2 separate regions of the Mus musculus genome follow, and region 1 is linked to region 2. Evidence: chromatin loops called from intact Hi-C (ENCODE). Cell type or tissue: gastrocnemius. All regions are shown on one strand. Links, peaks and the distances in the headings refer to the core of each region. The heading gives the core; the rest is flanking DNA.

What was found. A loop is a pair of places that touch in the nucleus more often than their neighbours do. Peaks named below come from ENCODE experiments on the same cell type or tissue, not always from the same donor. Only the 100,000 strongest peaks of a DNase experiment are listed, where the experiment ranks them.
Region 1: a loop joins it to region 2, with 5 times the contacts of the local background. A loop is called at or near these places in 5 of 42 quality-filtered maps.

The regions. Positions count from the first base shown.
Region 1 is chr5:129,492,455-129,507,960 of GRCm38, reverse strand. It overlaps Sfswap (splicing factor SWAP), which reads right to left and starts at 6,730. Exons shown (of 18, transcript NM_172276.3): 1 at 6,365-6,730; 2 at 3,809-3,978; 3 at 3,067-3,198; 4 at 732-817. The coding sequence starts at 6,582. It overlaps Gm34468 (a long non-coding RNA gene), which reads right to left and starts at 14,657. Exons shown (of 3, transcript XR_377099.3): 1 at 14,184-14,657; 2 at 12,659-12,748; 3 at 10,544-10,657. Gm40332 (a long non-coding RNA gene) reads left to right here and starts at 6,735. Exons shown (of 3, transcript XR_868547.2): 1 at 6,735-6,859; 2 at 7,407-7,441; 3 at 7,613-7,711. It overlaps Gm40333 (a long non-coding RNA gene), which reads left to right and starts at 13,467. Exons shown (of 2, transcript XR_868549.2): 1 at 13,467-13,638; 2 at 13,876-14,088. In gastrocnemius, for the core only: a CTCF peak has its summit at 6,954; DNase peaks (open chromatin) are centred at 3,929, 6,158, 6,765 and 6,913; H3K4me3 peaks cover 2,575 bases; H3K27ac peaks cover 1,740 bases.
Region 2 is chr5:129,012,660-129,028,165 of GRCm38, reverse strand. Ran (RAN, member RAS oncogene family) reads right to left here and starts at 8,010. Exons shown (of 7, transcript NM_009391.3): 1 at 7,888-8,010; 2 at 7,592-7,638; 3 at 7,398-7,482; 4 at 7,175-7,300; 5 at 5,976-6,163; 6 at 5,621-5,791; 7 at 3,845-5,392. The coding sequence starts at 7,627. The coding sequence ends at 5,348. In gastrocnemius, for the core only: a CTCF peak has its summit at 7,703; DNase peaks (open chromatin) are centred at 7,290, 8,067, 8,405 and 9,119; H3K4me3 peaks cover 2,577 bases; H3K27ac peaks cover 2,048 bases.

The DNA.
Region 1 (15,506 bases), core at 2,873-10,872, 480 kb before region 2:
AGCCAGGACATGTCACATGGACCCAAGAGTGTCCAGTGAATGTGCAGTAAAGAGCAAGTGCCTCTACAACTCACAGCAGACAAAGCCAGAACTTTGCTAACCTCAAGACTGCTCCAGCACAACCGTTTCCACATCGGTATGTAAATGGCGGCATCTTAGCTGGACCCTAGAGATCCCCACCGAACTCCACACAGACTCCACACAACTCTCTGGTGCGCTAGCTGCTGCCTTTCCTCTCTTCTTCCCTTGCCCTTCCTTTTCTTGTTCTAAAACATACATTCTTTAAAAGTATTATGTGTATGCGTGTGTGCCTTCATGAAGTTATCTGTACTGTGTGTGCAGGGGCTTGAAGAGGATTGAGTGCATGGAGTCCCTGAACCCCTGAGTTCATCTGGAACAGAACCAGGGTCAGAAAGCAATCTATTACTGAGCCATCTCTCCAGCCCTCCTTCTCGTTTTCGGAGATAGGGTCCCAGCCTGGAGCACTTGGGCTAGCTTGGGACTTGCGATCCTCCTGCCTTAGCCTCTCAAGCTCTAAGACAACAGCTGCGCAACCCCACACCTAATGTCCATTTTTCTTTAGAGGTAAGTGGGCTGTGCTCTTTTACATACAACTCACAAATGATCTTGCAGCACAGAGCATCTAAACAGCGGCTGGCTGTGTTTTACTCCACACTCTCATGCACCATGGTGAACAGCAATAAACAAGGCCAGTGGGGAGGCACACATACCAGCTCCACATCAGACGGGACGCTTAATCCTAAAGGGGCGATGAAAGGTTCTTCATTTTCTTCCAAGTTTTCAGCCTCATTTTTTTCTGTTACAAAAAAAAAAAAAAAAAAAAAAAAAAGAAGAAGAAGAAGAACTTCAGTATGATAACCAACCAACAGCAAGCAAAGATAGTGTGGGCTTTTCCTGACTCTGTACTGGTACACTACTCCTTCTAGAAATCCCTTCTTCCAGCTCCTGATCCACCCTTTGAAGAGCACCATTCACGGATTCCAAAGAGGTGGGGGGAGATGCAACAACAGGCAGGATTCTGGGCATAGGCTTCTCTTACACCTGTCTCTGTGCTTTAGTGAAGCCCAGCTCACTTCCCTGGTGTAAGGGAGCTAACTTTACATGGCCACCTCCCCCAGAGCACAATGCTTTCAGCTTAGCAGACACTCAGTAATTGTGTGTCTAAATGTGAGCACGGGCTTGCCACAGTGCATATGGGAACATCAGGGGACAAGCTTGGGTGTTAGCTCTTGCCTTCCACTTGAGACAGAAGCTCTAGGTTGTTTCTGCAGTCTTCAGGCTACTGAACAGGGGCTCTTACTCTACCTCCCACCGCCCATGGCTGCACCTGTTGTCACTTTCCAGTTTTTACATGGCTCCCCATGGATGTGCATCTACTGCTTCTACCAACTTCCACAGACCCCTGATGAGTGACCTTAAAGTCATTAAAGTCCTCTGACGTTACTACACACATAGTATCTCAGTCTGCTCTGTGCTAACTGGGTAATTTTCTTAGCATGCTGGGGATAAAGCCTAGCTCTTCTCTACCTCTGAGCTATGTCTGCCTCTCCCAAGCCCTTGTTTAAGACAGATGCATTAAACTGGTGTCAAAACCACCTCCAACTATTTCTGTGGGTCCCAGATAGTAACAGAGGTAATAGCCAAAGCCCCCCCAAATCAATCCTGATCACCAAACTATAAATCAAATCATCTCTACCCAAGCAAACCACTCTCTTTTAAAAGAGTAATCAAGACACATTTTAAAATCTCTTTTTATTGTTGTCCATTTAACATCTTCTGCTATATCTTTTCTGAATTCTAAGGTACTAATACACCTCAATAGCCAACTGAATCTTTACCAATTTATTTACTTTTAAAATTACATTCTTTTGTGTGTGGCTGCACATGTGTGGAGGTCAGAGAACAACTTGTGGGAGTCACTGCGTGGGTTCTGAAGCTCACATCACTGAGAACCGCTAATGTGACAATGATGACCTCAGAGCTCACAGAAGGGCTCTGCTTACACTCTAAGTGCTTGGAGGTTTTGGCAGCATTGTTTTCCAAAGGTGCCACATTAGCCTAGGGAGAGCACGGACTTCAAACTTTAATGTTATACTAACAGTCTCGTCTTTTCTTTAGTGTCAACAAGCCCATTAGGTGTCTTTCCACTGGATGCTTCTGCTGGAAACAGGATATGCAGAAGAGATTCATAGGAGACAAAGGAATATTAACAACTGCTAGGCAAAACTGACTTGCAGATGTCCCCAGAATGGACACTGACACTATGGAAGTGTGGTGGTCAGAATAAGAATGGCCTCCATAGGCGAATGTATCTGAATGCTTAGTCACCAGAAAGGGGCTTAAAGTCACTCCCTATAACGTTTCAAAGAATTACTAGGATTAGCAGCCGTGGTCTTGTTGGAAGAAGAGTGTCACCGGTGGTGGGGTGTGAAGTTACAAAAGCCCATGCCTAGCCCAGAGTCTCTCTGTCTCTCTCAGCCTAAGGAGTCCTTCTCAGCCATTGCCCATCTGTCTGCATGCCGACGTGCTCCCCATCGTGATGATAATGAATTAAAAGCCTCTGACGTTATAAGCTAGCCCCAGCTCACTGCTTTCTCTTCTAAGAGCTGCCTTGGTCAAGACACGATGACTAAGACAGGAAGAATGTGTGTTCAGTGCAGAAGCAGGATCCCATGATGGGGAACTCAGTGAGATTCACCCTAAGAGGAGCAGGCGAGAAGCCACTGGGTCCAGGCAACTAATCAAAATCAGAGGTCCTGTCTCTCCACTCTACTCACAGCTCAGCGCCTAGTCTCTAGCTTTGCTCCAATAAGAAAAGGGCCCAAGCCGGGCAGTGGTGGCGTACACCTTTGATCCCAGCACTTGGGAGGCAGAGGCAGGTGGGATTCTGAGTTTGAGGCCAGCCTGGTCTACAGAGTGAGTTCCAGGACTGCACAGAGAAACCCTATCTCGAAAAAGACGAGAAAAAAAAAGGGCCCTCACTAGTGTCCCAAACGGTGGTGCTGTGGTCACTGCCCACCAGGGACAGGCCTTCCTTCCCCTCACCTCTCTGCTTCGAAGGCTCCTCCTCTTCCGTGGGCTCTGACGGGTCATAATAGTCGCTGCCGTAAGTGAACCCTACGGCACTGTAGTTTCCATCCTCCGCCAGCGCTTCACTCAATCTTTTGTATTCTTCCTCTTGAATAAAAATGAGACTCTTATTAACAAAAATGGAAGTTTACTGAGAAAAACTTCATACACTTCTAGAGTGCAGCTATCAGTGAACCATACAATACACTTTTTCAAATATTTTTCAATTTTTTTTTTTTTTTGAGGAGAAAACGTTTCTGGAAATGACACTTGGTATCTATTGGCACGTAGTTTTTGCCAGTGTGTGTTTACCCACAGATAGAAGAATACACGTCTTTTATGGGAAATTTCTTCCTGCTGAGGAAACTTTGGGATTAAGAACTGTATTAAAGATCACTAAGGCAAAGACAAGAACATCGACTTTAATTCATACAACACTGTTAAAGAAGAACAGTTAAAGAGTTTTGTTTTTTGGTTTTTTGTTTTTGTGTTTTTTCAAATCCCAGTCTGCCCTCAAAAGCTGGGAAAATTCTCTGTGGCTCTACATATAAACTATCCTGAGGTCCTCTCAGAACGCAAAGACTCCTGTTTTTCCAATCCACTGGGTACTGTCAAGATAATATCAGAAAGAGTGAGTATAAAAATGAACGGGAGTAACTTTTTAAATACTTAAAATTTTAAAAAGGTGTGGCTGAAGTAAGTCTTTCTTGAGCAGTACCTTGCCTTGCCTCCTCCTCAAGCAAGTCCGTATGCAAGGCTAAATACCTCTCTTCATCACACAGCGCCTCTACCCGAGCCTCCTCTTCAGACAGCTGGTAGTCTCGGTTCCACGTGGCGTACTCAGCATCGTACGCAGAGAGGTCATGCAGGTGACCACGCCCGTCGTATCTGTAATGTGAACAGGCTGGTCACTGGAGGGAAGTCTACACCCATGCTGGTTGTGTGTGACACTCTATGCACATACTTACCAATTAAACTAATGAAATAAAAATATTAAAACAAATGCAAAGCTTCAGATTTATACTTAATATGCCTAGTCATCTCTCTCCTACTTTTAAACTGGAGTAATCATAACAAAATCTAAGCACCTCTCTACAGCACAACAGAACTTAGAGCTAAAGGCAGACAATCCTTTAGAGCAGAAAACGTACCCCCTTGCTAGCAGTTCTTACCATGTATGCTTTGGTCAACCATTCAATGCCACTTGCAAAAAAAATATCTGTTCTCAGTAGTTAAATATTACAGCTTACATTCACACAGACCGAGTCCATAAATACCTATCCGACAGAACCAAACGGGCGAAATTTCCTCGCTTCTTCCTGCTAGTCCCGAACTCTCAGGAGAGATCTTCACCAAAGAAACTTGCGTCCATTGGAGGTAAAATCTTGGCTAGGCTTGCCCCTAGCCACTTGGCTGAGGAGAGAAGTGCTGGGTTATGTGGTAGAGAGACACACATACAAAGGAACAGTGACATATACATGCAGTTTAAGGAGGTTCACTGCAAACACGGCAAAACCATCGGAAGGCGCAGCATCAGTATGTCCCTTTAACTTTAAGTCCCAGGATGAAGACACATCGTTGCAGACCAATGGGCACTTTACCAACTTAGGAATAAGGAGCACGTTCTGCTATGTTTGAACATAAGACTCAATGGAGATGCTGTCACTGTACAGCTGCCAGACAACAATTTAAATCTCAAATTTAGGTTGCACAGGTGAATTCGGAGTGACAAACCAAAGTTGGCATGATATATTAATGTTGACTTTTGTGATGGAGACCAAATTAAGGAAGGAAAACATACACCACAGGAAAAAGGCCAAAATTTCCTGGGAACCCCAACGGTTTCATTTTATTATCAAAATCTGCTTAACTTTGATGTAAACCTCCTTAACTTACAAATGTATTATTTTCAAATATTACACATATACATGTGTGGTGTTTGCTCCCCACCGGTTTTGGGAGGTCTAACTCATATCATGCACAGAATGATATGGAAACTGCATACGGAGTAGAGGTTTCAGCATTTGCCCAACTTTTGACAGTACACATCCCCACGAGTGCCTGGGAAGCAGCATCACTGGCTATCAACCGAGCGAGGTTCAAAGGCATAGCACCTTCCAGCAGAGTGGACCATCAGATCCAGAGCCGATCTGATAGGCAACACTCCCTTCACAAGTCCTTTCTTCCTAGATCTCTCCCCAAATGGAGACGTAAGGGATCGGAAAGGCCTACTGGTCATTAACCGTGTCCGTTCTGGCCAGCTCACAGGTAATCCCTACAGTCATGCAAGTTCCAAGTCTTTGCAGCATCCAGTTTTACTTGTCTCAAACGATGGGTTTACTTCACTTGGAGAAAACCACGCCACAGCTTAATGGTTGCTCACAGTTAGTCCTGGGCCCAGAAGCAATATCGCCCAACGGAAGGACAAATACCCAAACCCGGGATGGTGGAGAAAGAAAGAGAGATGGAAAAAATGAGGAGAGAGGTGGGGAGCAAAACACCCAATCATGTAATGCCATCCTTTTCAAATCAAACACCATCAGAAATTCACGTTCCCACCCCTTTACCCTCAACTCCAGGCACCCTTCAGTGGGTGTGATTTGAAAAGAACCAACACAAAGGTATAAACCCAGCTCCACCCTTCGGCTTTAGAAAACAGTGAAACCAGCTCTAAGAACGCTACCCCCTAAGAGCAAGGTCCGCACGGGTCGACCGGCTTCCAACAAGACAGCAACTTCACCCACTACCGCGGTTGGGCAAATGGTCGCAATAACCGCGGGGAAGGGCTCGCCCGGACGCCAAAAGTCAAGCCGGCCAGAGACGGTTCAGGCTACCTCACGGGGTTGGGGGGTCCAAAAGAAGCTTCTACCCACGGGCCTCGGCGTGCGGCGCTTCGGAGGAACAAAAGCGCACTCCCGGACTCCCTCCCCGCACAGCCAGCGGAGGGACAGCGGCACCCGCCCCACGGCGCGGGCGGGCGGGCCCCGGACAGCTTCCACCCGCGCTGAGTCGCCAGCGGCAGCCCGGGCTCGAGGGGTTGTGGGAGCAGAGTCGATCCCTCCGGCGACGGGGAGGCGCCAGCTCTGGCCGGAGCCTTAGGGCCGGTTTCACCGTCCCCTCCCCCCGGACGCCGGGGAACGTGGGGGGCAGGGAGGCCCCCCGAGTCCCCGGGCTCCGCAAAACCCCCTTTTTCGGTCCCGGCCATCAAGTCAACATCAGGCGAAATCAAGCGGGCGAGGGAGGGGAGGGTCGACGGGTGGGGGGAGGAACCGACCTGTCGATGAGGATCTTGGGGTCCCCCATCCAGGGGATGAGGTGCTGTCCCTGTTCCTGGGCCAAAGCCCGCTCGTCGTCGCGGAACAACTTGCAGGCATAGCCGAAAACCAGAAGCTCCACCCGGTTGCCCCCAGTGCCGGTGCCGCCCGGCCCGGCCTCCTCCTTCACTCCGCCTTTCCTCTCCGGCTTGGCACGGCCCCCGCCGGCACCGTACATGACAGCGTCCCCGACGTCCGGGACGGTCTGCTGCTGGGCCGAACAACGTCCCCGATGCCTCGCCTGGCCTACCCACTCAGTCACAGGCGCCGCATCCTCTTCGCAACTTCAACACAGCCGCCATAGCGAGCCACAAAATGGAGGAGACGCAACTTCCGGTAGGAAACCCGCTCTTTCCGGAGGTGAGAGTGGTAGATTCGCCACGTCCGCAAGCTGTTTGAGCCGCTAAAAAATTAAGTAGATGTTAGTTTTCGTTGTCCAACTTGATCTTGCGATGGTAAGTTGTGTTTATGGAAAGAAATTTATTTCTGCCATTTTTTGGAGGCCTCCTAGGATGTGACGAAAGCGCGGTTGGTGGCCGCGCGCCAACTTCTACTGTCGTTGGAGGGCGGCCGCCAGGTGTGGAGACAAGTGGGGATCTTGTTGGGAACGCGTCTTTGCCGTCCTAGTGAGACAGTTTGCTCCTTTCTAACAGCCCGATTTTTAGATCACTAGGAAGCCTAGCCCTGGCCGCCTGACTGAGGGCGTTTCCAGGACTTGTGAGCCCTAAATATTCGGAGTGGCGGGCTTTCAGTGGCTACGGGCTTCAGTGGCGGAGAAAGACTCCAGCTAGGAGACAGCGCTACGGGTTGTTTCCTTCTGGGGAGCAGATTCTTTCCCTTTCCCTTTTTAAAATACAGGATGTCACTGTGATCCAAATTAGACTCGAACTCTGACTGTCCTAGCTCAGTTAAGATGCTAGTATTATCGACGTGAGGTCTGCAGGGCTGCAGTTTTTTCTGGTGTCTGACCCAGATGCTTGATTTTCTTTTTCCCCCTTTCAGTTCTGAACATGGACCCAGGGCCTCACCATTGCTAGGTAAAACACTATCATTGAGTTATATCATTGCTAGGTAAAACACTATCATTGAGTTATATCTGCAGCCCTTTTTGTTTTAGTTTCAAGATAGGGTCTTGCTTAGTGCCCCGGGGTGACATTTAACTTTAATTTTTTTTTTAATTTTTACTTATTTTGTGTGTATATGTGTAGGCGACTCGAGTTAGATCAAGTCCGACTGGATGGAAGGAGAGAAGAACTTCTCAGCCACGGACACCCCCCTCCCTCCCCAAATAACTTAGGTTTTTAAAAAGTGGATAGTGATTTAGAAAAACAACTGATGTTGACCTCTGGCCTCCATATGCATTTGTGTACACACGTGCACACACACATACAGACATGTACATAGTACACCAGAACGAATACTAAGTAAAATAGTTATGATGTGGAGAAGGTTGCTTTGCAGAAATGTTTGTGTCTACTTTTGAAACAGTTGGGAAAAAAAAAAAAGAAACGGTTGGAATTTTTGTCTTAACCTCAAGCCAAAATTCATTTAATGATTTTTTTTTAATGTAAAGTAACTCAGCGCACACACACACACACCAGCAGAGATGTCTCAGTTGATAAGTGCTTGCCTTACGCACATGAGCACCTGAGTTTGATTGCCAGAACCCATGCAAAAAGTACTGGGTGTGATGGCGATTGCTTATAATCCTTGTGCTCTAGAAGTAGAGACAGGTTGAGGTGTTGGGTTCCATGGCCATCTAACCTGCTTTACTTGGTGAGTTCTAGGCCAGTGAAAGGCCCTATATTACACTAGATGTACTTGAGATGGCACTTGAGAAATGACATCCAGTGTTGTTCTCTGACCCCCATACAGGCTATTTGAATTTCATCTAAGTCTTCCCTAAGAACCCAATGCCCTTTTACACTATAAGTCAGTGACTTATGATCCCCTAGGTAAAGACCTGCAGGCTGCCTTTTGGGACCACATACATCTGTGATATAGCTGGTGCATACACTGTTACTTCTTGCCCCAGGCGGCTTGCTCTCTGGTCCTTTTTTTAAATTTTTTTCGAGACAGGGTTTCTCTGTGTAGCCCTGGCTGTCCTTGAGTTTATTCTGTAGACCAGGCTGGCCTCGAACTCAGAAATCCGCCTGCCTCTGCCTCCCAAGTGCTAGGATCAAAGGCGTGCGCCACTACTGCCTGGCTTGCTCTCTGGCTGACTGGCTCACAATGCGATCTAGGCTTGTGTTGTCCTGTGGGCTTTATTTGTGGAAAATAAATTTGCTTTCTTGTAGCTTGTTGCATGAGTGTTTTCTGCTTCACCCGTTTGAGACATACTGCTAGCTAGCACACACAGAATGAACCCCACTTTGAGCTGTTGTGGCCTCTGTGGCTTCTGTGTTTGGAAGCCACCACTGGCAAGCCCTCCTGGATCGAGTCCCACAATTTATGTTGTGTTCTCTGAGTTTATTTATTTATTTATTTATTTGTTTATTTGAACAGGGGAAAGTTACAAACTAATATAGAAATCTCAACAGAAACTGCCCTGTTTTTATCTTCCGGGACCCTGGAAGCCACCACTGGCAAGCCCTCCTGGATCAAGTCCCACAATTTATGTTGTGTTCTCTGAGTTTATTTATTTATTTGGACAGGGGAAAGTTACAAGCTAATATAGAAATCTCAACAGAAACTGCCCTGTTTATGTTGTGTTCTCTGAGTTTGTTTGTTTGTTTGTTTGTTCATTTGGACAGGGGAAAGTTACAAGCTAATATAGAAATCTCAACAGAAACTGCCCTGTTTTTATCTTCCGGGATCCTGGCTGGCTTTATCAGAAAACCTCTAGTATGTAAAATTACCAAGAAGACCTGGACTCATAGATTAGTCTTGATCCAAGGAGGTTGGAACTCTGTCTAGTGGTACACATAGTTGATGTGTACATAAGAACTACAAGTTCCATGGGCAAACTGCAGCTTCGAAGCTTTTTTTTTTTTTCGAGACAGAATCTCATGTAGCCCAGGCTGGCCTCAAACTTGCTATGTAGCCAAGGATTACCTTGAACTTCCGATCTTCCTGCATCTACTTCCTGAGTGCTGCTATTATAGGAGTGCGCCTGGTTATACGGTTCTGTGGATGGAACCCAGAGCCTCATATGTCCTAGGCAGGCACTTTACAAATGGAACTGTATCCCTAGCCCTATACTTGGGTTTAACACCAACTTGAGAGGCACCCAGATTAAACAACGCCCTTAGAGCTTGCTAAGGCTGCTTCTCTCCGGAATGTGCCACCTGTCACCTATTTCAAAGGAAGCTTGGTATATACATAGGTGACCTTCTGACATCAAAAAGTACAGATGCAGTGAAGCATGTCAATGCTTCTAAACCTTCCTATCACTTGGATCCTTTAATACAGTTCCTCATGTTGTGGTGACCCCCCAACCATGTAATTATTTTTTGTTGCTACTTCATACCTGTAATCTTGCTACTGTTAAGAATCGTAATAGAATTATCTGTTTTTTCTGATGGTCTTAGGCAACCCTTGTGAAAGGGTCATTCGACCCCTCCAAAGGGATCTTGACCTATGGTGTTGGGGCAGGGAGCTCTAACCCAGAGTTTTGTGCATGCTAGTCGAGCACTTCAGTTAAGTCCCAACATCCTGTTTTGCTGTTTGGTTGAGATGGAGGTCTCGACGAAAATAGCCTAGGGTGACCTTGATCTTCCCGCCCCAGCCTTCAGAAACCTGCATCACCACAAACGCCCACCATCTTAAATAAAATAACCACCTTAAAATAAAAGTGCCTTGGTTGCAGTGTGTCCCAGGCTTCGCTTCCTCAGCGTGGCATTTTGACAGCTCAGTTTAGAGATGAATGAAATGGAACCCAGCCAGAGGCAGTGGCTGTTCACTGGCTGGCAAAGGAGAATTTTATTTCTGAGGTAAAGACAGGAGCTTATCTCAAATCTTCACAATTAATTTCGCCTCCCTCCTGCCTTTCCCTCACTTTTCTGAGAGCTCTAAGCCTCAGGGAAAGAATAATAACAACAACAATTTTTAGGTCCTAACAACTATGTTTAAATTTCCTTCCTTCTCCTTATCCCCAGTGAGTGTAAGGGGGCCTCGGAGTCAGCACAGAGCACATCCAGACACCAGATTCTCAGCACAACAGACATTTATTACTCTGGAGGGGCAATCGTGTCTTCGGGGTGGGGATGAGATGGAGGTTGCCTTTGGGTCAGACAAGACAGCAACGAGTGTTTCTGCAGGCATGGTTTTCAAAAGGAGAGAGAGAGAAAGAGAAGTCTGTGTTAGCATGGTAAATCCTGATTGAACATGTTATCCAGTGTAGTCAAATAATGAATTTTGATTGCAGCAGGACCTTGGTGGTTTAGTCAAGCATGGGGAAATGGCCAAATAAAAGAACAGACCTTGGTGGCTAGCTCCAGAAATGTAATCTAATGCTTTAGCAGGGGAGAAGGAAGGTGGGTGGGCAAGACCTACAGGTGCAGCCACGTTTGCCGTTCAGACCTGTTAGAGAGCCCTTCCACCAATGCTGTTCCTTAAGTTCAGGAGCCGCTGACGGGGAGGGGCTGGTAGAAAGGTAAGTCTGTGCTCAGCTCACTTTCTCCATTTTATGAAGTCCGGGACCCCAGCCCGTGGGGATAGTGCCACCCACAGACAGGGAAGCTGGGGTTTCTCACTTCAGTTATCCAGGCATTCATAGAGGCTTGTCTTCCAGGCCACTAAAGAGCCTACCAAGTTGTCCGTCAGTATTAAGTATCACCCACCCACTCCATCTTTGGGCCACTGGCAGGAAGTTTAGGTTTAAATCGAAGGGAAGAAGAATGCACAATTAAGCAGTCCTAGCTGGGTGGTGGCAGCACACACCTTTAATCCAGAACTCTGAGGCAATCCGATCTCTGTGAGTTCAAGGCCAGCTTGGTCTGTAAGTTCCAGGACAGCCAGAGCTACACAAAGAAACCGTCTCCAAAAACTAAAAACAAACACTAAAATAAAATGAAATTAAAAAAAAACAAAAAAACAAAAAAACTACTTGGCTTCAGTCTGACCTGCAAGATGGTCTGCTGAGTTATTGGAACTTCGTGAAATCTCAGCCTTCCTCCTTCCTTATCTAAATTATTATTATTATTATTATTATTATTTTGAGAATCTAACCAACAAGAGTAGGAAGCTCATTCACAGTCAAAACACATCTTAACATCCTTTCATCCTACCTATAAGAAGAGTTTCCTTGATTCTTTTTTTGCTTTTTTTTTTTCCCCAGACAGGGTTTCTCTGTGTAGCCCTGGCTGTCCTGGAACTCACTCTGTAGACCAGGCTGGTCTCAAACTCAGAAATCCACGTGCCTCTGCCTCCCAAGTGCTGGGATTAAAGGCGTGCACCACCACTGCCTGGTTCCTTGGCTCTTTTGACTTGTTTTTAACCTGTGGGCCTGCAGTCCTGTCCAGTACCCCTCAGAAACCACTCCATGGTCTCATTTGTGGAAATAGTAACAATTGTTTTTCAACAGTTCTTTGAACGATGTAACTTGTAACTTTCAGAAGTCAGTAAGACGGTATTCACAGCCAATGTGAAGACAGTCAAGGGTAGCTTTCTCATGACAGGTCCACACCATTTCAAATCCATTCTAAAACATTCCCCACTTCCACTCGTGTTTGTGTGTGTGTGTGTGTGTGTGTGTGTGTGTGTGTGTGTGATATGTATGCATGTGCGTGAGTCTAGAAGTCAGAGGACAACCTTGGGTGTTTAGTCCTCATCTTCTATCCTGATTGACATAGGGTCTTTTGTTCACTATGACACAAACCAGGCTAGCCAGCTGTGCACCTCAGGAGATTTAGCTGCCTCTGCCTCTCATCTCCTCATTGAAGTACTGGGCTTACAGACTAGTGCTACTACATCTGGCTTGACATGGGTTCTAGAGATCCAGCCTCAGATCTTTAGGCTTGCACCACAGGCAATTTACCCACTGAGCCATATCCCCAGCCCCTAAAGACATCTCTTTTCCTTTTTCCCTTTTCCTTTTTCTTTTCTTCTTTCTTCTTGAGACAGGGTTTCTCTGTGTAGCCTTGGCTCTTTTAGAACTTACTCTCTAGACCAGAGTGGCCTCGAACTCAGAGATTCACCTGCCCCTGCCTCCCCTTTCTTAATAAATTCCATCTCTGCTTCACACTAGACATCCTTTTCTAGGGCAAAGCCAAGAACCTCATTTTCACCTGAAGGAAGTTGTCTGAGGCACTTACCGGGTTCTGTGAGAGGCTGCATCTTCTGCTTTTGCTGACGGGATTATATGAACCCCTTGGCCCCTTTCCAACTTAGCTGCAATACCAGAGCTGGAAGCACAGAGAGAATTAAATTCATGTCAGATCATAAAAGAAGCGCCATTACTTATATAGCAGAGGTGGAGGGGAAAAGCCCAGGTGGCTGAGAGAGATGCTGTGACCTGCAAGTCTTGGATCAAATGTGTCTTGGAGACTGCGGGTCCCTAGGGAATTTATAATTGGCTTGCCCTTACACATAAGGGCCAATAGCAAGATTGCCACTTGGTTCTCCAAATGGACCCGACTGCCCTGCCCCTCCCCCACTCCCCATCTCATCATATAGCCAGGTGTAGCTTCAGACGAGACAGTCTCAAATTTAGGGCCAGTGCCGGATTATGAATTGAGAATGCCTGGTCATGCCTCAGGCTCCCCTGGAGACCTTTCCTCTGTGATGTGCAGCTTCCCATAGCTGTGATAAAATGCCTTTGGGTAGGAAGGGGCTCATAGTTTGGAGGTTTCGGTTCATGGCTACTTGGTCCATTGTTTCTGGGCAGTGGAGAGACCATTAAAGCAGAGAGGGTGTGGGAAGGGTCAGAGCCGCTCACTTCGCGGGATAGAGGGAGGAAGGGAGGAACACAGGGATGGAGTGGAAACAAACTATCTCCCTTAATCCACATGGCCTACTTTTTCCTATTAGGCCTCACTTCCCAAAGCATCCTCCATCTCCCAGCAGCCCACAGTTAAGCTATGAATCCATCAATGGATTAATCCACCAATAGGGCCAGAACCCCAGCTAGCTAAGACCGTCACCACAGTGGGAACCAAAACGTCAGCCCCTGAGCTTCAGATCCCATCCTAGATTGCTTTCTGTTGCTATGGTAAACACCACAAGCCTAAGGAATTATGGGAGGGAATGGCAGGAACTCAAGCCAGGCAGGGACGGAAACAGAGATGGTGGAGAGGTACTGCTTTCTGGCTTGATGCCTAGTTCAAGTTCAAAATATTATACAGGTTACGTTCTCATGCTCAGGAATGGCATGGCCCACAGTGTGTAGACCTCCCTCCATCAAATCACACAGTGTGTAGACCTCCCTCCATCAAATCACAATCGGGAAAATATCCCACACACATGCCCATAAGCCAATCCAATGGGGGGGGGGGGTGAGGCAATTCCTCAGTTGCGATTCTTCTCTTCCCAGATCGACAAAAACTCGGACAGATCCAGACCCTAAATGCCTAATAACAGCTAAAGCTACAGGAACGAAGACCCCAAACTAGCCCCTGTGAACTACGAGAGGGTGACAAGGAGAGTCCTCAGCACCGGCTCCACCCTCTCCAGCCCTGAGTGAGGACAAAGGCAGACATGACACTGTCCTCCATATGACCAATGAACCAAATGGGGCTGCAACTTCTCCTGGGTTCCTCTGATCAGATTCTTCCTCTGATAACTCAGCCTGGACCCCGATACCAACCACAGTGCCCTTATCAATTTAGAAAGGCCACTTACCTTACGCTCACATCCTTTGTGAAGGAACAATGGGCTCCTTTTCGCGATCATCTCCCTTTTAGATAAAGTGCATACAACGTACAGCATCGAGCAGCGTGGCTTTGACTCAGGTTTCAGGACATGGGCTCAAACCAGCTAAAGTTAGAGTAAGTTTCCCCAGTACTTCCCTTGTAGAAACCCATCCTCAAAGAGATGCTCACAAAGATACATGGCTCAAGAAATCTATTTAGAACGGTGGCAACTCAGGAGGCAAGATAAGCGTGGGAAACAGAGGATGTAGTTTGTAGGAGATTGCACACATCATGCTTGTCGCATACCAAGCAGGCATTAAAAAGCCTGTAATGTATACAGAGACGCGGGAACAAAGACACTCATTACGGTGCTGCGTGGAAGAAAAGATTGAGATGAATGTTTGGAGATGGGAAATTGCTTAAATAAGTTATGAAACATCTTACAATGGGACACAGATCCATTAAAAATAATGAGGGCACCGAAATGTAGCTATTTAGGATCATGGAATACATAAAAATGCTGCTGTTTGTGTGTGCATGCATGGGGGAGGGGGGGCAGGGGCGAGCAGGTGCGTGTGGGGGAGGGGCAGGTTTGTGAGTATTTGTTTACATAAACAATCTCTCCAGGGTGATCAATGCCGTCTTCAGAGAGGCCAGCAAGGTTTTGTGAGGTCAAAACAACAATATAGCAGAGGGCCTCAGCGAAGGCTAATGGTTAGTAAGAGCGTGTAACTGCTCTTCCAGAAGATGTTGGTTGGGCTCCCAGCCCTATAGCAGGTGCTCACAATCACCTGTATCCCTAGTTTTCAGGAATCTAGTGCCCTATTCTAGCCTCTGTAGGCATCCCACATGCGCCCCACCCCCACCCCCAAGAAGGACTCCTACAGATGAATACCTGCACATACATACAAGTAAAACTTTATTTAAAATGTAGTTCAGCAGATAGAGGCACTGAGTTCAGGCCTCAGCACTGTACCAAGTGTGGGCACGGTGGTCAAGCCTGCAATCCTAGCACTTTGGAGGTAGGGACAGGAGGATCTGGAGTTCAAGGCCAGCCTCAGCTTCATAGTAAGCTGGAGGCCAGCCTGTGCTATATGAGATTCTGTCTCAAAGAAATGAAAAAAGGAACCCTCTCGCAAAACAATGAGCCCCCCCTTCCTTGTTGTAACCATTTCCTACTTTGACTTTTTGAGCCTGGGGCTATCTTTTGGGGGTGGGGGTGAGGAAAGAAAGCAATAGATAAAAGTGTAACCTTTGCAGAGCCAGAAAGCTCATGCTAGGTCCTTAGTGAAGTACCTTGGTTGTGGTGGAA
Region 2 (15,506 bases), core at 2,713-10,712:
AGAAGACCCCAGCATATTGGAGATGCCAGTACCATGGGATGATCACAAGAACAGCATAAGCAGTGGAGTGGAGTCAACCTGAATTTAGAGTGCTACAGAAGGCAAAGCTGGAGAAGTGATGCCAGCCCTTGGGAGGAGCCCAGAAGATCATGTGTGGCTCCCAGACATTGAAACAAGAAGCTGGAACATTGAAGTTGCCTTGGAGACCCCAAGATGTTTGAGATGCCAGAGCTATCTGCTGAGGAAAGCTGCTAACGGTGTAGAACCAGCCCAGGAGAAAGAAGTTTGTTGCAGTCAACAAAGATGAAAACGGAGTTGGAGATCTGAACACTGCTTTGACATCAGACATGGAGATGCAGAGTTTGGAGTTTGCCTAGCTGGTTTTCTGTCTTGCTTTGGGGATTACAGTTAAGTGATTGGATGAATGTCAGAAGAGGCTTTGGACTTTTAACATTGTTGAGTCTGCTATAGACTATGGGAACTTTTGAAGTTGGACTAAATATATTTTACGTTATGCTAGGTTTAGGTGTGGCCCCCATAAACTCATATGTTTGAACAAGTCACTGGGGACCAGGGAGTGGAATGTTATGGTTTGTATATGCTCAGTCCAGGGAGTGGCACTATTAGAAGATGTGGCCCTGTTTGAGTAGGTGTGTCACTGTGGGTGTGGACTTTAAGACCCTCTTTTTAGCTGCCTGGAAGCCAGTATTCTGCTAGCTGCCTTCAGATAAAGATGTTAAACTCTCAGCTCTGCCTGTACCATGCCTGCCTAGATGCTGCAATGCTCCCACCTGGATGATAATGGACTGAACCTCTGAAAGTGTAAGCCAGCCCCAATTAAATGTTGTCCTTAAAAGACTTGCCTTGGTCATAGTGTCAGTTCACAGCAGTAAAACCCTAACTAAGACACTTGGCCAGATTTACAGAACTGGTCACATGGATCCATGGTCTATGCATGCTATGGGTGACTAGTTGGGAAAGGCTACGTAAAAATAAAAACAAGGGGCTGGAGAGATGGCTCAGTAGTTAAGAGCACTGACTGCTCTTCCGAAGGTCCTGAGTTCAAATCCCAGCAACCACATGGTGGTTTACAACTATCCGTAATGAGATCTGACACCCTCTACTGGTGTGTCTAAAAACAGCTACAGTGTACTTATATATAATAAATAAATCTTTAAAATAAATAAATAAATAAATAACAAATAAAACAGAATTGTGGGGCTGGAGAGATGGCTTAGAGGTTAAGAGCACTGACTGCCCTTCCAAAGGTCCTGAGTTGAATTCCCAGCAACCACATGGTGGCTCACAACCATAATGAGATCTGATGCCCCCTTCTGGTGCGTCTGAAGACAGCAACAGTGTACTTACATATAATAGATAAATAAATCTTAAAAACAACAACAACAAAAACCAGAATTGTAGTACAATTTCATCTCTTTTGAAATCAGTTTTATTATTACATTTATCTAAGTGGGGGAGGGGGGTGGAGGGGGGTGGCTATAGTGTGTGCCTAGAAGCCAGAGGACAGCTTTCAGGAGATGGTTCTCTGCACTTGTGGGATATGAGGATTGAACTCAGGTACCCAGCCTTGGCAGCATGCACCTTTGCCTGCTGAGCCGTCTGGCTGGTCCCTTGCCTTTTGAGTAAGCATTTGCAAGGTCACAAGAAAGTATCAGCAGACTATTCCTCCCTGGTCAGAAAGCATGGGAGAAGGGCTCAGCTATGTCAGGGATGCTAAAAAGCAAATGTTACTCACAAACCGGCTACTAGCTTACTGGTCCAGGCTGACTCTAGGATTCTGCTGCAAACACCCTTTCCTCACAGTCTTGGGAGTCCATTTACTGTGCCTGGAAGATTGCCAGCAGAGGGCCTGGTCATCTTCACATAACCACTTGGTACAGCCTGTTGGAGGACAGAACTTTTCCTGGAGGAGATGTAACACACACAGCTACGCACTCCAACTATGGAATCCACAGCAGACCCAATTTTACAGGATTTACACCAGAGACCAACTTGAACTAATAAAGTTTTCTTGGGGTTACTACAAGAGCAGAAATGACTTGGACAACTGCATCGCCAAAGCTCACTCCAACATGGGTGACATGGCTCACAAGACTGGGCACCTGGAGCAACTGCACAGCCTGTAAGGATCAATAGGCTGAGATACCTTTCCCAGGTATCTCAGTCAACCTCTTCTAGACAGCTTGGCTGGTTTCTGCTCCTCCCAGGCAGCTGGTGTGGCTTGAGAGTCTTTTTAGCTCAGCTTCCTTCCCTCTGAGTACTGTCAGCTTTTATTGCTTTCTGGGGCCGGGAGGGGCCTAGTGAATCTGGTCAGTTTTAGGGATCCAGTAACAACAGGTCTCTATCAGGGACCCATTAGTAGAAACAGGCTAAGATGCTGAGTTAGTATGTGGCAGGATGAAGAAGGGCAGGAGGGTTCCTAGCAGCTGTAATGTGGCTCTGCTAGCTATGAACGAGAGCCATTATCTACAGGGTTAGGTGCCTTTCACTGCCAGCTACATCTTGAGCTTCAGAGTTAAAAGGTGCCGGGACAAGCCCGACAGACAGTATTGCTTCCAGGGCAGTGAGGATTTGACACAGTGCTGCTTCAACTGGGTAAGCAACTATACTCCTCACGGCTGACAGTCAACTCAGTACACATCCACAAACTCAACTCAAACCAGGGTCTTACCTGTATGTCCCTGGCTGCCATCTACCAAAGCAAGCAATTCATGTTGGTATAAGAAAACCCAAGTAGCCACCTCTGATAGCCAGGCAGGACAGGAATTGCAGTGGAGGGAGCCAGCGACCCATAGAAACTGAGGGAACAGCCAACTAATGACTGGCCCAACTTGAAACCCATCCCACAAGAGCCAACCAGGGACACTGCTAATGACACTCTTCTATGCTTGCAGACAGGAGCCTGAGTTAACTGTCTTCTGAGAAGCTTCATCTAGCAACGATGGAAACATGCAGAGACCCACAGTCAAACAGCAGGTGGAGCTAGGGGAGTCTTAGGCAAGTGGCTGAGGGAGCTGAAGGGATCATCTCAGACCTAAAGTAAACTAACCTGGGCCCATGGGGACTCAGAGAGACTGAACCACCAACCAGAGCATGTGTGGGCTGGACCTAGGCCCCTTACACATATGTAACAATTGCTAACAATTGCGTATCTTGGGTCTTCATGTGAATTCCCTAACAATTGGAGGGGGGATTGAGTCTTGTCTGCCCTTGGATCACTATCCCCTAGCTGGGCTGCTTTGTCCGGCCAGTGGGAGATGTGCTTAGTCCTGACTCTATGTAGCAGGGAGGGTTGGTGCTTAAGGGGGTGGGGGGCCTTCACCTTCTCTGACGTGAGAGGAAGTGAGGGTTTCAATCAGGTTATAAACTGATTAAAAACAAAAAAATGGGGGCTAGAGATAGCTCAACTGATAAGTGCACTGACTGCTCTTCTAGAGTTCAATTCCCAGCAACCACATGGTGGCTCATAACCATCTGTAATAGGATCAGATGCCCTCTTCTGGTGTGTCTGAAGACAGCTAGTGTATCCTATACATAAAAAAAATTTTTTTAAATCCAAAGCCCACAGAATAAAGCTGTTTCTCAAATGCCAGACCCCAGCTTCTCTGTTGGTGACACTGCTTCAATCAGCCATAACTGCTGGGTAATAAATGATTAGTAAGGAGCCATCTATTCAAGGATGCTTTTTTAAGGGAGGGGGGAGATTTCCCCTACTTGTAAAAACTGGAGAGAACTCGCTATTTGGCAGATCAAACTTCAAATCTTAAAAAAAAAATGTTATTCACAACTCCTACAGCAAATACTAGAGATGACTCAGAAAACTGAGGCAAAGCAGAAATGATATATATTTAAGTTCTTCCAATAAATAATGTAAATCTCTGCACTCTGGTTAAACACACGTAAGCAGCTCCCACATTTAACTGTTACAAAAATCAGAAAGTCATAAAGGTTCTACATTCTATACCAGGTTTACACACAATGTATTAATTCAAGACATCTAAATGAGGTTTCATCCCAGTCAGGGGAGAGGGTCTTCACCTGATCATAGCATAGCACATACATCAAATTTGAGTCTTGCAATCAGTCTGCTGAAGCTAGAATGCACAGTATGAGTTCCTTCCACCTTCCCCACTGTATTTAAGTCATCTACCTTCTTTGGGGAGAAAAAAACAAAACAAAACAAACACCAACAACTATGTGAAGGTATCCACCCTTCTAGGAACTTTGGTAGACTGGACCAGCAGAGCACACGGAATGGCTTGCTGTAAATACATCTGAGCAACACAGTTGTGCCGGGATCACACACCTAAGTCTCAACTAACACTATCACATCAGAGAAGCCCACCCTACTCCTCAGTGGCAGTAGCCCTAGCATTTCCTCTCCTGCACAACCTATATAAACCCCGTGGGAGAAAAAAAAGATCAGCTGCTGTAATACTGTAACAGCCTACCATGAATTTTTTGAGACAGGTCTCTCAGTCCTGGAACTTGCTCTGTAGACTAAGGTTGGGGGCAAACTCAAGAGATCCTCCTGCCTCTACCTCCTGAGACTACCACTCAATATAGGAGCCAATATTTGAAAGCAGAGGACATCTTAGAGAACCAACATTAGACATGGAAATGAAGAAATGTAGTCCATCTCAGAAAACCCTCAAGCTTCCGTCCGTCAACTGCAGTTCTAACTTCTGAAGGCCTAGGTTACAGAAATTGTCAACTGCAATCCTTAAACATCTGATGCGTACATACTTAAATCTTTAGTTTTACACAAGGTCTTCTCTTAGGTTAAACTACCTGGCTAAATGCAGGTAGGGCAGATATCATCCTAGCTGAGTCACAGACAATCTAAATGTTTATGAAGGTAGGCACAAGGAGAACATAACTGAATAGACCTCAGGTAATAGCAGAAGCATTTTAAACTATAATATGGCACAAGCTCCCTCGTGTTAGTGGCTTTAATAAGCAAGGGATGATTCACTTGTTTAGATTATTTGAAATACAACTTTATTCTGATTCTAAACGAAAAGAATGGGAATGACAGTAACAAACAAGATTTCCCCACTGGATATTGCGATGGGACTGCAGCAGTCTTATCTTTGAAATTCAGAAAGGAAACAACTCTGTTCCAAACAGCTAAATATGCAAGTCCAAAAAATGAAGGTATGTTTAACTGCCACATTCACTCGAAGCCCATTCATCTCCTTCAGCATCCCAATGAAGTACACGATCTGCTTAGCTAAATAAGGTGGCACACGCGCTGCACCGCTGACATCACAGGACAGTTGCCTATAAAACTAGACTTCTGACGCAGGGCTCCAGCTTCACTTTCTCACAGGTCATCATCCTCATCTGGGAGAGCAGTCGTCTGAGCAACCTGGAGCAACAAACAAAAACAAAACAGTGCAGATCAGAACTACCATTACCAAGTCAGGCCGAGCACCACCAGGACTGGTTAAGTGCGCACAGCCAGCTCTTCTAATGACCGGAGCTTGATTCCTAGCACCCCACATGTCTGGGCAGATCCAATGCCAACCTCTGCAGAAACTAGGCAAAGTGCACACACACACACGAAAACAAAACACTGTAAAAAAAGAACAAATACCTCTAAATCATGCTCGTACTGTGCTGCCAAAGCTGGGTCCATGACCACCTCAGGTGGGGCAAGAGCAGGCATGGCAACAAACTCCAAGTTAGGATCTCCAATGAGCTTTCTGGCAAGCCAGAGGAAAGGCTTTTCAAAGTTGTAGTTACTTTTGGCAGAAATGTCATAGTACTGTTTTAAAAGAAAAAGGAATGTATGCTTAATGATTCTATTAATAATCTCCATTCCAGGACATTCTAAACAAAGACATTTTATAATCCACATTAAAACCCTCTGACCAATTTTTAATATAGAACATATACGGGTACCTTATATACAATCTTCTCTAAGAATGAACCGAGAAATTAGAACGTACCTGAAGATTCTTCTTCCGGTGGAAGACAATAGATTTTGCCTTCACTTTCCTGTCTTTAATATCCACTTTGTTGCCACACAATACAATGGGGATGTTTTCACACACTCGTACCAGATCTCTATGCCAGTTAGGTACATTCTTGTAAGTAACTCTTGAGGTTACATCAAACATTATAATGGCACACTGGGCTGAAAAACATTGGAGACAGTAGAGTGTCTTAGTCTACTGCAGGACTCAGTCATCATCTTGGGCCTGACTCTGGATCACCCATCAACCCACTCCATTCAAAAGTCCTCCCTGTCCCCCACTAAAAAGTTAGATGGTAAAACATGGCACACTGACTCCAATTCCTCTTCAAATGAAAACTCCAAAAGTCAAGACCAATTCACTCTATCAACTACCTTCTTCTCCTCAAGGCACCTAATCACTAACTACCAACTGCTGGCCCATCAAAGTTCATCAAAGTTCAAACACCAGTCTTCTAAAATCTGAGCCCAGGTTTCTATAACCTACCCTGCAGGGATGGTGAGGATACAGTTTAAGAGGAAGCACGTGAGCATCCCCATTTTTTTGGTTAAAAAGTTAACCCCGGTTATAAACACCCCTTTGCCTTTACATGCGAAGAAGCCAAAGAACGAATTTTCTCATCATGCTAGTAAGATCACAAGGATATTCATTCGTCTTTAAACACCAACAGACTCTTTCCCCACTAAGCTTTTTCGATTACTTTCAAGGAGAAAAGTAAAAGTACAGTTTCCATGAGGCGGCAGGTTTCACGTGTGAGAGAGGGCCTGGCTCCAGGAGGGGCTAGAGGTTTAGTATCTTGGGGCAAATGCTCACTACTTATTTTAATGATGGGAATAATCACGGGTAAGCTACTGCGTGTAGCCCTTAATTCAAGTTTCGAAAACCAAAAAGTGACCCGGGAGCTTTCCCAATAGCTTAGTCTCCTACTAAGTTCTGAAGCCACACAGTTTGCCCCAAATCAATGCCTAGCATGACACAGCATATGATCAAACGACACCACGGACGATTCTTATAAAAGAAAAAAAAAATCTCCTATCCACTCCAACCAGGTCGCCTCCCTCCAAGAGATTTCTGTCCCCTCTCCTTAGTCACCCGGCAACGGCTGGCTCTCCGGCTCATACCCCAAGCACATGTCCGAGGGCCTGGGCCCACTTCCGCAAGGCCCCCCTCACCTTGGATGTAGTAGCCATCGCGCAGGCCCCCGAACTTCTCCTGGCCGGCCGTGTCCCACACGTTGAACTTGATGGGTCCTCTGTTGGTATGGAAGACGAGCGGGTGCACCTCCACGCCCAGGGTGGCTGCGGGGAACAGGGCGGCAGAAGGGGTCAGCCGTGCACTGCCCGCCGCCTTCCCCCGGAGGCCTCGCTGCCGTGAAGCACCCCCGGCCGCACCTACCTACATACTTCTTCTCAAACTCGCCCGTCAAGTGGCGCTTCACGAAGGTTGTCTTCCCGGTGCCGCCGTCGCCCACCAGGACGAGCTAGATTCAAGAGACGAGGCGGCGGCGTGAGCGGTCCCCGCCATGCCGTCCCCTCCCGACCTCCCCGCTCGCTCGCCCTCCGAGGGCCCCCGTGCGGCCGCACACGCACCTTGAACTGGACCTGCGGCTCTCCCTGGGCGGCCATCGCGGCGGATCCTGCGGGGAGAGAGAGCGGCTGCGGCACGTGCGCCCCACAAAGGCCGCGGCCGGGAAGAGCGCGCGGGAAGGCGGGGACGCGGCGTGAGACGGTGGGGGGAAGGGAAGCGGGCTGAAAAAGCCCAGGGCGCTGCCCGTCCGCCTCGCCTCGCCTCGTCGCCAGCGCCGCCCCGCGCCCACCCGAAGGACACCCAAACCCTCCGGTCACCGCCCGCGCCCGCGCCCGCACCCTCCCGGCCTCGACGCTACCTTCCAGAAGAGTCTCCGCGCCTGTCCGACTGGAGCTGGAAAGATGGCGGAAGCGCGATTCAAATGCCGGAGACGCAGCGGACGCCGGCGCGCGGAGGGGGGGAGGAGCCGGGAGAGGGCGGAGCAACGGCGCCGCGCCCAACCACGCGGCGCGCGTGCACGCGCACGTCCGCTGGAGCCGTCCGACTCGGCCGGGGGCCCTCGGAGCGCCCAGGGCGGGAGAGGGGCGGCGGGTCACGTGGGCCGGCCGAGCGGGGACGCGCACGCACGCGGACCGTGAAGGGCCCGCGGGAGCCGGCGCTGAGCGCGGGCTGCCACGCGCATGCGCTGGCTGCGGGAGGCCGCGCGTTACGCGGGCGGCGGCCTAGCCAGGGGCCTCGTGGGCGGGAAAGGCGGGTGCTGCTTCTCGGTCGCTCGCTGCCGCTCAGCGGGCACCGCCCGACCTTCGTCCCCAAGTCCTGTGTCCACAGGCACCGGGGATCTCGCGGGCGGGCGATCGCTAAGTGTGCGCGGCCGCCGTCTGCAGAATGAATGGAGGGAATGAATGAGGGTGCGCGCGCCCGAGGCCCGGCTTGCGTCAGCCATGCGTGCCCGGCATGGACACGGCCTGGCCTTCCTGGGAGGATGGGACCGGATGCAGTTAGTCCAGGCGTTCAGCATCCCAGGGCCCTTCCTCTGTTGCGTGGTCTGAGTAATCTGTCTCGCAGAAGATACCCTACCCTGGCTCCCTCCTGAGCAGCAATTGACCAGCAAATACAGATGCTGCTGGGGAAATGGAAAATGTATCTCTGATGACCAGAGCTTGGGGGCCCTGCTGTTACTTTGTACTATGCAATCTAAAAGGAGCCAGCACAGGCCTTAGGGTTCCAAGGCTAGCCTGGGCAACTTAGGTAGAAGACAGGTGGGAAAGTGTGCACAAAAACTATAACATAACGTTAACATAGTATGTTTAATGGAACGTCAGTTACATATTTATATAAATACAAAGTTACTATATTTTGGAGTATATGTAACAAGTCGGCTACAAGGGGCTATGCTGTGAGCTGTATTCAATAGAGGATATAACAGGAGGTGGAGATCAAACAGAGTTTAGGAGAAAAACGGTCAACCCGCCTAGTTCCAGTTTGGTAGATTGTTGATACAATGTAGCACCTGGTGCTGGGTGGTGACATCACCAGTGACCCTCTCCCCGAGAAAACTTATCATGAACTTACTTGTCCTGGCAACCAGCCTGCCGAACCGCATCATCTGGTGGCCTGGTTTGTGTTACTAACTGGCCCACGCTTAGAACTTACAAAGAACCTCATCCTAAGAAGCCGAGGGAAACAAGAGAATACACTCAAGCGGGCATAGGCGCAGCTCTCCCTGCAAGCACTGTCTGGACTGCCCACTGCTGCCTGGTTTACAGCATTTTCTTTGCCATCCAACGTGAACTGCAAACCTATTCTTAGCCTGAACTTTAAAACTTAACATGTATGAGTACTGGGGGTGTGGGTGTTGGTCGGGAGACAGCTATAGACAGGCTATTTGTACAGCCTTGGGGGGAAAGTTGCTGTTGCGGAAGGGATTGTAGCTTGTGATGGTTAGTCTACTGGATTTAGGGTTGTGAAGGGTGTGTCTCTTGTACTCACAGAGAGGTTTAACTGAACCTGGGCAGTACCCTAGACTGAACAAAATGGAGACCAGCATCGGTCTCTCTGCTTCCTGACTGTGGATACAATGTAACCAGCCACCTCACACTCTCACCATTATGCCTTCCATCTTCTGCAGATGTAATAAATTGTACCATTGGAATTGTGAGCCAAAAAGAAACTAGCCAAAAGTTGCTTTTTATCAAGTATTTTTGTCTAGCGATGAGAAAAATAGCTAATTGTATTTTCTTCTAAAACCCCAAATCTTTAGTATAATTTGAATTTGAGATCTCTCCTGTGTTGGATATTTCATCCCCCACCAACCATGCTGTTTTAGACTTGTGACCTAGTGAGTGACTGGGGGGTGGGGGGTGGGGTGTCAGCCTTAAAGAGTATATCCTGTAGTGTGAGCTCCCACCACCATGGAATGAGACCGAAGCCATACCATCCTACTATGATAAACTGTATCCGCCATGAACCAAGGTAAGTCCTTTCTCCACACTTGATTCTTTCCAGTATTTTTGGTCACAGGGGCAAGAGGAGTTGCTAACACGCCTGCTCTTTCATATGTCTTATTGTCCACTTTCTTCCTCTTAAGGTATACATGTATATCTGGTTGGTTAATATCTGTGGTCAACTTGATTGAAGGTAGAATTAACTAAGGGACATGCCTCTCTATAGGTCATCAGGGCATTTCCAGGAGGCCATTAAATGAGGTAGGAGGACTCTCCTCCAGGGTAGGCAACATCTTCCCTAAGTGGTCCAGATAGAGAGGTCCTAGGAGAAAGCAACCCTGCTTCCCCTTCCTTCCTGCTGCTGAGTATGTCTCTCTCATTGCTGCAGCTGTTGTACTCAGCTGGCATCAAACTCAACATCTTCAGCTTCCACCATGGACCATTGGGATTCCTAAGGCATTCAGCCTTATGGACCGAACAGTTCCTGGTTCCTCAGGCTCTCCAACATTTAGGTAACCATTGTTGGGCCACCTAACCCATATTCTGTAGTCCATTTGAAAACACACACACACACACACACACACACACACACACACACACACACACATTTTATTGGTTCTGTTCCTCTAGAGAACCCTGACTAGTGCATTGTTTTAAGCATCTGTTTATTTGCACTGCGTGAATAGGTCAGAGGACAACACTGAGATCAGTTCTCTCCTTCCATCATATGGGTCCTGAGGATTGAACTCAGGGAGTCAGGCATGGCAGTTTTACCCCCTAAGCCACCCAAAGGTCCTAATACAATGCTACACACACACACAAATAAATAAATACAAATACATACCTGTGTATTTTAAGAAATCAATTTAAGAAAATTTTTTAAGAATCAAGACCTGTTGTTTATGTATGATACTTCCTCTGTAATGTTTGAGGGTGTAGGGTACACAATGTTTGTGTGTATTTCTTTTTTTCTAAATGATTTATTTTTATTTCCTATGTACTAGTAGTTTTGCCTGAATGTCTGTATGATGGTGTTGGATCCCATGGAACTGGAATTACAGAATAGTTGTGAGCTGTCTTGTAGGTGCTGGGAATTGAACCCAGGTCCTCTGGAAGAGCAGGTAGTACTCTTAACGACCGAGTCACCTCTACAGTCCCAAATGTATTTTTTAAAACTAAGGTCATTTGGCTACACAACTTTGGAATCCTGACCAATACCTTGAGTTTAACATTTTTTATTTTGTTTCCTAATCTTTAGAACTTAATCCCATTTGTGACATCAACACCATGTCTGGGACCCATCCCAGAGTTCCCTGTTGCTTTGGTCCTCAGGTCCCCTTGTGTCTTTGAATCTAAGCAGTCCCTTGACACCTGCAGGGTATATGTTGGATCACTCATTTTGCAGGACATCCCTGCTGTTGCTTGAATATAGAGTGTCCCTCATAGGCCCTGTGTTAAAGGCTTCACCTCGGCCTGGCAATAAGGAGATGTGGTGGAGATATTAAGATACTATGTTGCCTAGAGAGGGGCTTGAGGTTGTGGGAGTTACACACTTCACAGGAACTATGGGGCCCTAGTCTCTTTCTCTTTCTCTCTTTCTCTTCCTCTTTCTCTTTCTCTTTCTCTTTCTCTTTCTCTTTCTCTTTCTCTTTCTCTTTCTCGCCATGAGCTAAGGTTTTTTTTTTTTAGTTCTGCTTGTTCTGTTTTTTGTTTGTTTGTTTGTTTGGTTGGTTGGTTTTTTTTTCTATCCTATGTTCCTGCCATGATTTGTTGCCTGCCCACAGGCCCAACGCAATGGACTAGCTAACTGACCCCAGGCTGAATCCTTTAAACCCGTGAGTGTCAAAGCTTCAAAGCTTTCTTACCACAGGGTGATATCTCCAGGCATAGGTTGGATGGCAGCCGAAAGCTGACAGAACCTCCATCTGGATGGTGTCCAATATGTCCTTGTAATTAACTTCTGGACGTGCAGCTTGAATAGTAATACCATAGGAGTACTGGTGTGACCACCATCAAAACTTCAAAGGCAGGCTGGATGGCTCAGCGGGTAAGAGCACTGACTGCTCTTCCAAAGGTCCTGAGTTCAAATCCCAGCAACCACATGGTGGCTCACAACCATCCACAGTGAGATCTGATGCCCTCTTCTGGGGTATCTGAAGACAGCTACAGTGTACTTACATATAATAAATAAATAAATAAATAAATAAATAAATAAATAAATAAAATAAAAGACTTTAAAGGCACAGGACAACCTTTATAAACCCACCCCACACCCTCCTCCAGCCATTCCTTCTCACTCTAGGTACCCTACCTCATGTCTCTCCCTCCTCCCTCCTCCCCTGTTCCTCTTCTCTCCCCGTTACTCTTTGGAGGCCTTCATGACCTTTCTGAGTCTTATTGCAGCCAAGCTTGCTCTTGTTCCAAGGCCTTTGCACTTACTCTCTGTCTAAAGGCTGCCCCCAACCCCCACCCCCTGGCCTAACAGGCTCCTCTCCTTGAATGGCCCAGCCTGAATATACTGCCCAGTTACAGTCTCACACCCAGGCTTTCCCCGATCATCAAAGCACCTACTCGTCTTCCCAAAGCACATAACTGGAAATACCGGGACCAGTCTTTCATAGTCAGCACATTGTTGCCGTGATTATTTATTTATTTATTTATTTTTATTTTGTTGGTTTTTTGAGATAGGGTTTCTCTGTGTAGCCCTAGCTGTCCTAGAACTCACTCTGTAGACTAGGCTGGCCTCGAACTCAAAAATCTGCCTGCCTCTGCCTCTCGAGTCCTGGGATTAAAGGCATGCACCACCACTGCCTGGCTTGGTGTGATTTTTTTTAAAGCTATTTTATTAGATTATTATATCTCTACCTTCTTTCTAAACTTATTACACCCTAGTCCCTCCCAACCTTCCTAACACTAGGTAGGAGAGAAAGGAGGTTAGAAGGGAAAGTGGGTATAGATATCTTTCAGCCAACAAAAAAGACTACTTCCTGCTGATTAGGAGTGATTCTTTGAGGTAAATCCAATCGTCAAACAGCAACAACAGAAACCAGGAGCAGCAGGGACCTAACAGCCTCCTCAGACCTTCCCAGGGCTCTCCCATTAAACTATCTTCAGAATTAAACTATCTGCAGCCGGCAAAAAATAAATAAATTAATTAATTAATTAAAATAAAATAAAATAAAATAAAAAAATCACTCCCCTGCAAGTGCACGAGTCAGATCATAACCACCTGCTGTGAAGCAGCCTCTTTTCTCACATCTGGGATTAAAACAAAAATATTTTCACATAACCTAACTGGATTTTTTTAAGGACCCCAAATTCTCACTGCACAGCATGGTCCACAGAGCCCTGAACACAACGCACACTCACTCAGTAGTCTTTGAACCACCAACTGTACCTTCAGCTCCTTCTGAATGTACAGTGAGCACTCAGAAATAGCAGAGCCGTGGTCTAGTAGGAAGCATGGTGATTCAAAGCTAGGAGGGTGCTTCATGGATAAGTACTTGGTCAGCATCCATGGGGATCAAAATAAAAGATGATGGTGATCTAAATGCACACACGATTGGAACTTTTACAAATCAGAGATGATATCATTACGAAGTTATCAAATGCAGGACCAGTATTTTCTGTTTGTGCAGTCTCTGTCAAATTTGTTGCCTTTGCAAAGGAGTAAGAAGCTGGGCGGTGGTGGCGCACGCCTTTAATCCCAGCACTTGGGAGGCAGAGGCAGTCGGATTTCTGAGTTCGAGGCCTGCCTGGTCTACAGAGTGAGTTCCAGGACAGCCAGGGCTATACAGAGAAACCCTGTCTCAAAAGTACTTGCTGGCCTCTAAAGACTAGATCCTCAGTTGGCCTTGATAGTACAAAACAAAAAAGCAAAGGAGTAAGAAACTGTAAGACATTTCCCATTTTATTCTCGTGGGGATGAGTATCAGTAACTTCTCAGATGCTTGGCTTTTTCTAAAGGGAAAGTGTGGCCCTACACAACACGTGACCACTTGGCCTTGTCACGAAACTTTTCCCAAAAAGCAAAACGAAGAGATATATCAGTGTACCCTGGCTTCATCTCTTCAGTGATTTAGGCTTGTGCAGAGGCAAAATGTGCCCCAAACTGTATCTAACCTGCATGCTGTGTGGCTTCAACTGTACTGGATCCCAGCTGACTTTAGACCTGAGCTAGCCCCTGATATTGTCTCTGATACTCCTTTTTACTTTTTTGAGTGGCTGTTACCTCCAAACTGGCCCTCTCTGCAGTCATGCAAGTATTAAACACTTGCTAACAGAGAGAACACTCTTTAGTGGAGCTGCCTGCAAATTGGGCAGGGAGCTCAAGGGATGGTTGTCTCAAAGTAAGCAAGCAAACAAAACCAGACCAGAAATGAACTAGATATGTAAGTAAACACAGGCCGCTATCTTCGCACAGGATGGTTTCGCATCTGTGGGTTTAGCCAACTGCATGTTGAAAGTATGAGGGGACATTGCATCCTTATTGAATGTGTACAGGGCTTCTCTTATTTCCATTTCCTAAACAGTACAGTTACTATGTAACTATTTCCATACGCTGTACCTTGTGAGAGCTATAATAAGTAACCTAAGGATTTAAAGAACTTGGGATCTGCACGGGTTATATGCAAATGTGACATTGTTTTTATTATATAAAAGCTCTAACCATCTTCAGATCTAAGTACCTATAGGATTGCAAGTGGCTCCTAGACCAAGTCCCTATGGATAAAAATTGATAGCTGTCTTAAGGATGATGGCTGCTAAATTGGAAAGGAGGAAAGACCTGGCTGGGCAGGGGGTGACTCCAAACTATCTCTGAGATAGCAAGGGAGGAACAGGACCCAGAAGGTGATGGGGGCCAGGGTGCCAAGCAGACTTAGGAAGGAAGAGATTCCAGGAAGAGGGAGTAGTGTATGAAGGCCACTGTGCAACTGAGCTGAGGAGCTAGGGAGAATCAGAGGTGGCTGAAAGAGGCTAACGGGCACAAGCTTTTTGCTTCTTTGCTTGCTTCTGGTGGTAATGCTGGGGATTAAACTCAGGACCTCATTCGAGCCAATCTGGCTTTCTGTGTCTACAGATGAGCACAGTGTGTATTGCTTATTCCCATATTGACCCCTTCCACAAGAGTGACTGGATCAAGAGGTAGGGCCTTGGAGAAGTGATGAGGTCCCAGGTAGAGCCTCACAAATAGGGAAATGGGACCACATCCTTATCAAAGTGTTCCTTGTGGGTGGGGCTATAGGTCAGTTGGTAGAGTGCTTGTCTAGCATGCAGGAAACCCAGGTTCCAATCCCAGCACCAGATCGGAAGTTCAAGGTCATCTTCGACTCCATAGGGAGTTTGAGGCCGGTTTGGGTCAGAGACTGTCTCATAAAAGAGAAGAAAAAGGTGTCCTCAGAAAGCCTGGTGTAGTGATAATCCCGACACTTTCAGGGCAGAAGCTGGAGAATTGGGGCTAGCCTCAGCTACACAGTGAGTCCCTAGCCTTCCTGAGAGTGTCTCAACAACACAAGAGTCCCTGGGGCACTCT